3 separate regions of the Homo sapiens genome follow, and all the other regions are linked to region 2. The links are chromatin contacts, found by Hi-C or POLR2A ChIA-PET in ENCODE. All regions are on one chromosome and are shown on one strand. Each heading gives the region's core, a stretch centred on a gene start or an enhancer-like site at or near the end of the contact. The rest is flanking DNA. Distances are from core to core; before and after follow the strand shown.

Region 1 (3,518 bases), core at 488-2,987, 240 kb after region 2:
GTGTCTCTTGCCATCTGAACTCCTATGAAATTTCAAGGACCCATACTGGAAGTATGTGCAGATAACCCAGAGCCAGCTGAGGACCACATTTTCATTATTGCTGCTTCCCTCATTATTGGCTTTTATTATGAGCTAACATTGAAGTTCTATCTAGAACAATGTATATGCATGACATACTCACGACATCCAGTTATGATCCACTTTTTAGTGTACACACTTCATTTGATTGTCAAATAATTTAACTTTTGTATAGCATTGGTGTCATCATTTATGCTTATATCTGGCACTTGTTGCTACAAAGGTCCTTTGGGATCGCATGCTAAATGCAAAGATAGTAACATGGTACATAATTGCTACAATTTTGTTTTTAGAAAATCATTTACTGTATTTACTTAACCTAACATTTTAAATACCCCAATCCAGTATCAAAACAAGATTAAACCAGCAGTTGCATGATTTATTAAGCTAGTATTGCAGAAGAACTCTCCATGTAATCTGAAAAATCAAATGTAGTAGGAAAAAAAATAACTTAGGCAAACGTAAATGATAATGTTAAATAAAAGAATACAAAAAAGCTCTCCTTCCAACCTGCACCTGCATTTTAGGTGGACTTTAGAAGACTGTGGTGTTTCTGTAACTGTTAATAAGCATTCATAAGACCCCAGAACAGAGCTTCACAGCCAAGCAGAAATACATGATGCGTAACTCTAATGCTTTTGACAGAATTGGAGCAAAAGAAATAAATAATTTCACTCATTCTTAATTTGTACACAGACCATCTAGAAAGCTCCTAGTTTTGCTTTTAGTAGCATCTGTACACTCGGTTTTTTCAGACAAGACGTCAGCTAGGGTAAAATAAAATGTATTCCTACATGAGCAATTTTATTTGAGAATCTGCAGAAACAGGAATGATCTCTATGGCATTTTTAAATTGTAACATTAAGTGCTAATGTGTATGACTTCCAGACATCTGAAGCCATAAACTTCTTTGCAAGTTACATGCCGACACTTCATTTGGGCAGTAAATCAGCTGTCACAGTGACTTACTGCAATGACAGCAAAAGCTCCAGCACTCCAGACAGTGGGATTTTTATGCTGCCAGCAGAAAGGTCTTTTCATAGACACTCTTACAAGAAATCAAAATTCTATTCTATTAGTATCCAGCATTCGGCCAATTTTTGACCTTAAAAATTGGTAATGTCATATGATTCAACCTAATATTTGATACATATGAACTTTTAAAAGGTTGTTTTGGAATAAAAACATGAGTATCTCAGTTTTCTGTTCAGAGTAGATGGACTATCACTGTCAGATATCTAAGTGGTCAGCTGTTTTTCCTTAGGATTATATAACTGGTTAGATCAATTCAAACATAACCAACGGCTTCTTGGTGTTAGCCGGGATGTATGCACAGCCACCAAATTGTAAGAGAGAAAAAGCGAGCGGTGATGTCTCCCTCTACTGGTGGAAGGTAAAAGGGTCCTCAAATGAAAAGCCAGGAAGGCTGGGTAGCGGAGGGAAAAGGGTTCAAAGTAAAAAAGAGAGAGGTAGAAAGGAAGAAACAAAGAAGAAAAAGAGAAGACGGAAAAAGGAGAAGTGGGAGAGAAATCAATGGGGAAGAAGGATAGAGGGGAAGAGAGTTGGTGAGTCCAGAGAGCAAGAAAGTTAAGTAGAAAAGTCAACAAGAAATGGGCAAATAAGAATTAGAAGCAAAGGTTTAAAAAAAAAAAAAGGGAAGTGTAAGAATATTTGTCATGGCCATCTCCACAGTAACCCTGAAAATACTGGCCATTTTCCCCCATGACTTTCTCAAATGAGAATCACAGCCATGAAGGTTTATGAACCCATCGCCCTTGGAATTCTGGCAGAGTGGAAAATTAGGAAAAGCTCTTTTAAAAAAATCAGGTATCCCTGAGTCATTTGATATCTAAGTTTTTTCTAAGAAGCATATGTTCAAAACAGGCGACGTTTTGAGAGCGTTTAATGAGAATTGTAAATTCCAGTCAGTAGAGTCATTGCACTACCCTTGGTTGGAATCTGACAAAACTCTGCTCTGTCCACGCCAGTGCTCTCTTCTGAGCCAACAGGAGATTTAGATGGGTGACACCCTGCAGAACAGAGCCTGGTCCCCGTGTGCCCCAACTGAGATTTGCCTTCTAAATGGAAATCAGTTTGAATGTGGCAAAGTGTTTTCAAAGCTGTGAACTACACGCAGGACTTAGATACTTAGGTGCCTGATGCCAGTGCCCCTGCCCCCTGCTGTCATCCCAGCAGGAAAGCTGGGGAGGGCACAGAGAGTAGGTTCATTATTACTACAAAAGCAGTCCCTCTATCAGGGGAAACACCCATAGCTAGACTTAGATAGACAGTCATCTTTTAAGATGTTTAAACAAATCTGTGTAGAAGAGGTGCTTATCATCAGATAAGTCAGGGTTCCAAAGAGTCATTTGGAAAACATTTCTGAGTGACTTCTATATAGATTTTTTAAATTAAATGGCTTACGGGCTAGGCACGGTGGCTCAGACCTGTAATCCCAGCACTTTGGGAGGCCGAGGAAGGCAGATCACTTGAGGTCAGGAGTTTGAGACCAGCCTGGCCAACACAGTAAAACCCCCATCTCCACTAAAAAAAAAAAAAAAAAAAATACAAAAATTAGCCAGGCATGGTGGTGCGTGCCTGTAGTCCCAGCTACTCAGGAGGCTGAGGTAGGAGAATTGTTTGAACCCAGGAGGCAGAGGCTGCAGTGAGCCAAGATCGTGCCACTGCACTCCAGCCTGGGTGACAGAGTGAGACTCCATCTCAAAAAAAACAAAACAAAACAAAAATTAAATGGCTTAGGCTAAACTTCTTCTTTCACAAATATTATTTCACACCTTCTTCAAGTCCTTAAGCTTCACCCTTGACAAACTCAAGAGCATTTCCAACAAGGTCCTGGCCAGTGAGGCCCACACAGTGTTTGCTACAGTTCTTAACAAGTCGTAGGTACAGCATGGCAAAGCACCAGTAGGTATGTGCTGGAGTGGGCCAGGTTTGGAGTGGTCTGAACCATGCCATGGGAGACCTCCTTTAAGAAAAAACAAACAATATGCAGAGAACGAGGCCTTGGAAAGAGGCTGTGTAAGTAAAGGAGCCTGAAGCATCATTAGCTTCCCAGTAAAGCCACCTCTAGGGCTGTTATCTTTAAGTTAGCAAAGGGATGTTTGCAAATGGAAGTCTCCGAAGGTGCACCCAACTCTGCATCAACCCCAACAGGGAACACAGTCTCTCAGGAGCTTAACCGACCACTGCCGACAGCCACCTTATCCGAGAAGGTTCTCGTGGGTGTGCAGGAGCTCTTTGCAGGCTTAGGTGGCAGAGAGGTGATCAGGGGAGAGGAAAAGGGCCAGCAGCTGATGGAGTAGTGCAAAGTAGAAGAATGCACAAGAGAGGGGTGGTGGGGGGGGAAGACAGAGAGTGGAGGAGAGCCCACCTCTCCCCAGAGAGGAAAGTTGAAAGAAACAGAGGGTTGAGGCGAGCCC
Region 2 (3,405 bases), core at 503-3,002:
GGAGAGGGGCCAGCGTGAGGTTCTACAGAGCTCAGGAGAGAAGCCGGGAAGCCGTCTCACCTTTGGCCATTGGGAGGCCGTTCACCTCCATAAGAGCGTTTTCCGTGGAAACGGAGACTTCATTGTAGTGGGTTGAAAAGTGACAGCTGGGGCTGAGGGACCAGGAAGTGGGCGCATCCATTGCAGACGGCCTTTCTATAAAAGGCAGCTGTAAGGGAAGGAGAACTTAAGATAGTGTCTGGAGGAGAAGGTAGGTGAGGAATCGGTCTAGAGGAAAAGGAGGAGAGGCACGGTGCGAGCTGGGGTGGCAGGGGAGCAAGGGCCCCAGGGAGAAGAGAGGGAAGGAAGAGGGCGTGCAGGGCGGAGGGACAAGGCTCAGGCGTAGACCTGGAGGGGCATCGGGCCTGGGAGCACAGGAGGAAGGAGGAAGGGCGGGTGGAGGGGCAGCTGTGGGAGGGCTCGCCTCATGCCCTTGGTTTATCTGTGTTCAGAAGCCAGTGTGATGGTTGATTTTAAACATAATACAGCAAGTGGGCAGAGATGTGAGGGTTGGGGTCTCAGCGTTTGGAAATGTCACTCAGTGAAATAGGAAGGGAAAGTGTCTACAGAGATGCGCAGGATGCAGGGCCCCGAGGACTGGAGGGCATTTATGTTTTGGGGAATCTGCTTCCCACTCTGCTTTCTCCAGCAGGGCCTACCAGCATGGGTTGGCGTGGGGGTGAGGATGGTTGGCTGGGTTCACTCAGGGTTGGAGTTTAACAGAGCAAATGCAGGACCAGGAGGCTGGAAAGTCAACAGCAATGGCAAAAGGGAAACTGATGTGATAAATCACGGGGTCCAGGCTGGCAGAGATATGAGAGGAGAACAGAGGGGCCCGCAGGCAGAGGAACGTGAGTATTGAGATGTCGGCATGGGAGGTGGCTTGGATTTTCTTTTCAGAAATGGCAGATGCGCTAGGGCTGTTCCTCCTGGAGTAGTGGGAGTCAGAAACACACTGTGAGATTGACCACCTTCCATCGGAGTGTGGAAACAGGTTTTCATCAAGATCCTTTCCATGACATTGTGGCCCCCAAGGACAATGGAATGGTGGGGCTCTAGTCTTCATCTTTTCTCAGTAACAGCATAAAGGATGAATCTAATAAATCACAATAAAACTTTTATTGTGATTAGAGGAATATTGGGCTCCTGGAGGGCTGTTCTGTCATTGATATGTGCTGTGTTCACTTATCCATGTGAAGGAGGAATAGGGATCGTGAATAGAGGAATATCGGGTTCCTGGAGGGCTGTTCTGCTGTCGATATGTGCTATCTTCAGCACCTTATTCAACCTCAATATTTTCTGCCAGCAAAACTGTTGAGAAGGGGAGGAGAGTGCCGCAAAGGCAGTGTGCTGACACGACCTAAGCCCTGGCACAGTCATTTTGGTGTTTGCATGGGTGGCAGCAACACAGTAGGAAGATAAAGGGCTGCACACACACCACAGAGACCCTGCCCACTCCCACCCTCCGGTGCCCCGACCTTGCCAGCTCCTCTGCCATAGAAATCCTCTCAGGAAAGTGGACTGGATTTGCCAAGCAGGGTAGTGTTTTTCTAAACCAGTGATCTGGGAACTGGTATTCGTCTAAAATTAGCCTGTGAAAAGATAAGCTTTAATATATGTCATTAGGTGGAATGACAAGTAATTGAGAGTAAAAATTCCCATTAAAAAAAAAATCTCCGGCAAACAAGGTCATCTTACATAAAAGGGTACTGTGACTTTTTCAGCTGCTTTTTATAGCGGTGCCCTCTGAAACTAGTGGCCTGTTACGCCTTGTGGAAGGGCACCCGAGAGAGGCGCATTCCTGCTTAGCGAGTCCCCCCGCCCGCCCCACCCCGCCCCTAGCCCCCGAGCACAGGTGGCTGGGGTCTCAGGCCAGATTGCTTATGTGCTCACTAGCAACCTTCCCAGTATAAAATGGAAGTCTGATCGAGTCAATTACAGTGCATTGTTAGTCGTTACCTGTTCTGGTTGTTGCTCCTTACATAAAGTTTAATCTCTTTGGTTTGTTCTGAGCAGTCAGAGGTCTCAGCTCCCAGCCAGTGCTTGGTGCTTTCTTCGTTACTGTGAGCCCTCTACTATGATTTCACTCGAGTGACATTTATAGCCATGTACCTGGTTGACAGGAACAGTGAGTCACGGTTTTCCACATTCAGCACCTTTGATTCCTTCCCTTCAAGGGATGATGAGCTTGTGAGTGTGTTTGCGATGAGTGATTTTATCATTGAAATGACTGGAACCTGCAAGTCTGAGTCAGCTCACCCTGCATGGATGGTGGGGGCGTGGGGGAAGGGAACGGCCTAGGATCCACTAATTCTTTGAAAACATTTCTGGGGGACAGGCTCCATGGATCTGTGCAGTGATCATCTCGGCATGGGCGTCGAGACTTTTAGGTCAGCATTTTTCCCACTGAGAGGTGTAATCCATTACTAGGTCATGAAATCAACTTACTAGGTTGCTGGTCAGAATGGAGAATAGAATAGAAACAGAGTAGAATGGAAAATAGAGTACGTCTCCTTTGATAAGCATTGGTATTGTTTTGTGAAACTTTTGTTTCAGTTTAGTAGACTGTGATATAAAAATGAATTTATTGCTGTGGTTAATGGTCCAAAAACTTTGCACATCACTGCCCTAGATGGATGGTAAGTCTTTAACTGATGAGTTCCTTGGGTGGGTATTGAGGATGATTGACTCATTTTTGTATGCCTTTGCCTCTAGCTGTATGTAGCATATATTAGAGGCTCACTAGCTGTTTGTAGAAGGAAGGTAGGAAGGAAGGAAGGGAGGGAGGGAGGGAGGGAGAGAAGGAGGGGAAGGAAGGAGGGGAAAGAAGGAAGGAGAGCAAGGAGGAAAGAAATAAAGAAGGAAGGAGGGAGATCCGATTTTACAGACTTGAAGGGCTGGATAAAGCAGGCCTGGAAATCATATTTCATCTCTCAATATCATTCCAGGATCTCAGCAGCCATCTGTCTTCTCCTCCCTTTTCAAAACCTCCTCCTAAGTGATCTGGAAAGGGAGTTGAGGAAGTCTCCCATATGATGGCAAGAGACAATGGAGGTAACCAGCTCCAAACCAGCAAGCCAGAGTTCAGGATGATAGAGAATCTTCAGGAGGGAAGGAGAATGGCTAAGAAAATTGCTGTCTCTGAGCAGTGCCAGGGTTAATGGAATCTCTACTCAAGAGATCTTGATTGGATAACACGATGTGTTTGCTATTGCTGCTGTAACAAATTTCCACAAATTTAATGGCTTAAAATAGCACACATTTATCACTTTGGGAGGCCGAGGCAGGCAGATCACGAGGTCAAGAGATTGAGACCATCCTGGCCAACATGGTGAAACCCCGTCTCTACTAAAAAATACACAAATT
Region 3 (3,561 bases), core at 971-3,470, 180 kb after region 2:
AGCCTCCCCGAGTAGCTGGGGCTATAGGCACGCGCCACCATGCCCAGCTAATTTTTGTATTTTTAGTAGAGACAGGGTTTCACCATATTGGCCAGGTTGGTCTCAAACTCCTGACCTCAGGTGATCTGCCCACCTCGGCCTCCCAAAGTGCTGGGATTACAGTCATGAGCCCCCGCGCCTGGCCAATATGTGTACTTTTAAAAAGTGCTTTGATAGAGGATTCTGATGTAAAATAATGCGTCTAACGTAAATTTTTTAAGGTATCACGTCTTTTTTATTCTGTGCATTTATTTAGAAACTGTTTATGACAAAAGAGTGAGATTACATGTCTAATACAGTTTTTTGGAGAGAGCATCCCTGGCCAATAGGAAAGCTTCAACAACAGAATTTCTGGGGCCTCCCGGGCACATTTTCATCCTGTTCTGGCTTTGTCAGTGATACTCAACTGCAGTGTCAGTGCCCAGTGCAAAGAGACCTTCTTCCAAGGCAAAGGTAGATGTGTGCCTGCAGGTTGGAGACGATCCAGCAAGGGAGGGTGGACTCTGGCCAAGTGCTCACCTTATTTCTGCCTGGAATTGTCAAACTGCAACTTAGCTTGAAAAATATATTTCTTCCATACCCAGAAAAGCCACAAGCGATTGCTTCATGAAAGTCTGTCTCTGTTCATCTGACTTTCCCTGTTTGTGCATCTTTTTGACCGGCTCCGTCCCTTTTGTGTGTGTGTGGTTCTTGGCTTTGTGGCTCTGACGAGTGTGTGTTTATACCTGTGTCTTGCTCCTTTTGCCTTCCGGAGTCTCTCTTTCTGCCAGGCTTATGTCTCTAGCTCAGACCTCTCCTCAGAGCTCCAGACATGCATATGCAGCTTCCCGCTGGACATGTCCACTTGGGGAGATAAAAGCACCCCAAATCATCTTTCCCCAGTGACCCCCCACCTTGCTGAGGGCCAGCCCCATTCACAGGCTACACAGACGTGAGGGTCCTACCGACTCCTTTCTCTGCCACACCCTGCTCACCTAATCCATCACCAGGCTCTGTACAGTTTGCTTACTAGGTGGATCCCAGCTTAAACCACTTCATCCCTTTCCTTCTGTGCACTGCCTCGGCCAGCTGCAAGCCGCCATCATCTCTCACTTTAACTGTGCAAAGGTCTCTCGGAGGACACCCACCATCCACTCTGCTCCTCATCTAATCCAGCCTCTATGCTGACATCAGAGTGACCGTTTCCAAACAGAATCTCATCACTATGGGAAGGAGGCCAAAATCCTTAACCTAGTATACAAGACCCACCTCTCTCGGCTTGCACCGTAGTCCTGCATGCCACCTGGGCTCCAGCCCCGAGGTCTCCTCTGGTTCCTCTCTGTTAATTCCTGCTCATCTTTCAGGGAGATGTTCAGGCGTGGGCTCCTCAGGGAAGCCTGCCACTGCACACACTTCCCATAGCTTTCTGTATGCTTCCTTCATAGCTCTGACCAGGGTTGTCATGGTATACACTGGGGATGTGTGGACTCGAGTGGCCGATGTCTCTGCCCACAGTTGGGTAAGCTTCAAGAGGCCAGGCCTGTGTCAGTTTCCCTTACTGTATTCCCAGCAGCCAACTCCTTGACTGGCATGCAGCTGCTCAGTTAGTATTTACTGAAGGAGAGAAGGGAGGGAAGAAGAAAAAGAGAATTTGATGCTCCTCTTGCTGTATCTACCTTCATGTCTCCATCGTAGTCTTCTCTCTTAGAGAAAAAAAAAAAAAGTATATTGCTTTTTTGGCCCTATGATGAGGTTAGTGTTCTCAACTGGGGGGAAAAAAAAAGCCTCGGGCACCCAATCTAAACTAAATGAAACCCATATCCTTCACCCTCAAACCTACCAGAAGCACAAATTTTAAAATGTCAGACTCCAAGAGAAATGATCATTTAAAAAAAATTAAGTCTGATCAAGAGCTAGTAATCCTTGCACAGTTCTGGGAGGGTGGAAATGCCATCACTGAAAATGACTCATGGTGTCTTTAGGTCTGTGACTGACGCAACCTACACGTGTATTTATCTACTCAACAGATATCGGAGGGCCTCACGTGTGCCTCCTACAAATTCGAATAAAACAGTAGCTTTCAAACTTTTTGTGTTTTACAGCAACTCACAGTAGGAAATACATTTTCTACTGGGATCCAGTGCACAGAGATGCACATAAAAGGCATGAAACAGTGCTTGCCTTTCTCAACAGAAGATGCCTTGATACTTTCTATTTTATTGTTTGTTTTTAGTGCTGGTCATGACCAGCTAAATCAATTTCATGACTCACTATTTGATCACAACCCTTAGTTTAAGAAATCCTGGAATAAAGCGTAATTAGAGTAGCTCCTTCTGAGTAGGCCAAGGATTCCATTGACTTATGCCGGGGTTAGCCCAGGGTGTCAGCCTGCCTGGGGCTGGGATTTTAGGTTGTATACCTCCGGGACCCTGGGGATGGCACATTTAGCATGCCACACGATAGGCACCTGTTGGCCTGCCTTCTTAGAACAGCTCAGTTTTAAATTCTGGTTGAAATAAATCATTTCAAGCAGCCTTGTTGGAGCAGTAGGCAGCCCATCCATCTCATCATCTGAAATAAGTTATTTCAGTTTCTGTGAACTAACCTGATAGGTCATCCATTCTTAACCTGGGGCCTAGGAATAGGCTTCGGGAAATTGTACCTAAAATGTGTGAGTGCACGAGAGTGAAGGGATCCATAGCTGTCATCAGAGTTTTAAACCAGTAAGGAATGAAAAAAAAAGTCTAAGAACGGTTGCCCTGGAGGCTATAAACAGTTTCTGATACTCTTGGAAAATAGTATTGAAAGGGCTGACAGTTTTAGTGTTTGCTGACTCTTCCTCTCGTGGTCTCCCTGATATTATATCCTTCTTCCTTGGTAAACTTGTTCCCATCACACCTTCACCCAGTCAGCCTCGCCCAGGCTAGAAAATGGCAGCTCTTGGCAAGCCCCCCCACCGCTGGCTGGTGCACCTGGGTGAAGACACCGCAGCTCTTGGTAGGGGGGATGGGGGGGCGGGGAGTGCAAAAGGCCAGGACCCAAGTTCAAGTCCTGTGCCATAGAGTCCTACATCCCATCAACAGTGCCCCACTGTGTGGTGTTTCATAAGGGAGCAGCCCCACCTCCAGGAACTTCACTCACAGCTGCTCACAAAAATTACAGTCAACTTTACCACATTTACTAGCTGACTGATTTACAGTCAACTTTACCACATTTACTAGCTGACTGATTTTTTTTTTTTTTTGGTTGATGTAAGCAGTGATCCATTTTAGAAAATGAAAAGTAATGAGGAAACTCAATATATAAAACAGACATAGGTCTAACTGCTGTAGTTCAAGGGGAAGAAAAGCCCCAAGGCTCTCCATAGAGAAGGGGCTGTTGACTAGGCCTTAACTCCGAGGAAATCACAACTTCCTCACTGTGTGATGTTCTTAGAAAAACTCTCTATAAATCCTCTCAGAAAACCCCATGGAATCGCTAGACATCGATCTGCCACAAATGGGAAAATCACATTCCCAGGCCGTAACACTATGGCAGTTAGCA

What was found. A loop is a pair of places that touch in the nucleus more often than their neighbours do. ChIA-PET counts read pairs that join two places held with the same protein, here RNA polymerase II (POLR2A). Pooled maps may share reads with other maps.
Region 1: a loop to region 2 is called in a pooled map, with 8 times the contacts of the local background. The contact joins two enhancer-like sites. A Hi-C loop is called at or near these places in 1 of 37 single-sample maps with no recorded cell type and 6 of 50 pooled maps. POLR2A ChIA-PET finds 5 or more read pairs at or near these places in 1 of 52 experiments (PC-9).
Region 3: a map of PC-3 shows a loop between it and region 2 (7-fold over the local background). The contact joins two enhancer-like sites. A Hi-C loop is called at or near these places in 1 of 168 maps with a recorded cell type or tissue (PC-3). POLR2A ChIA-PET finds 5 or more read pairs at or near these places in 2 of 52 experiments (Panc1 and activated naive CD4-positive, alpha-beta T cell).

What each region holds. Positions count from the first base shown.
Region 1 is chr6:157,665,899-157,669,416 of GRCh38, forward strand. The region is part of intron 8 of ZDHHC14 (zDHHC palmitoyltransferase 14); the gene reads left to right. Among named protein-coding and RNA genes, the nearest start is that of MIR3692, 140 kb to the left of the region's middle. RefSeq lists an enhancer at 3,469-3,518. Within about 2 kb of position 1,738, at least 2 of the 41 ENCODE cell types and tissues checked have a DNase peak (open chromatin) inside an H3K27ac peak, as active enhancers do.
Region 2 is chr6:157,426,764-157,430,168 of GRCh38, forward strand. The region is part of intron 1 of ZDHHC14 (zDHHC palmitoyltransferase 14); the gene reads left to right. Among named protein-coding and RNA genes, the nearest start is that of ZDHHC14, 47 kb to the left of the region's middle. Within about 2 kb of position 1,753, at least 4 of the 41 ENCODE cell types and tissues checked have a DNase peak (open chromatin) inside an H3K27ac peak, as active enhancers do.
Region 3 is chr6:157,611,116-157,614,676 of GRCh38, forward strand. All of the region lies in intron 3 of ZDHHC14 (zDHHC palmitoyltransferase 14), which reads left to right. Among named protein-coding and RNA genes, the nearest start is that of MIR3692, 84 kb to the left of the region's middle. Within about 2 kb of position 2,221, at least 10 of the 41 ENCODE cell types and tissues checked have a DNase peak (open chromatin) inside an H3K27ac peak, as active enhancers do.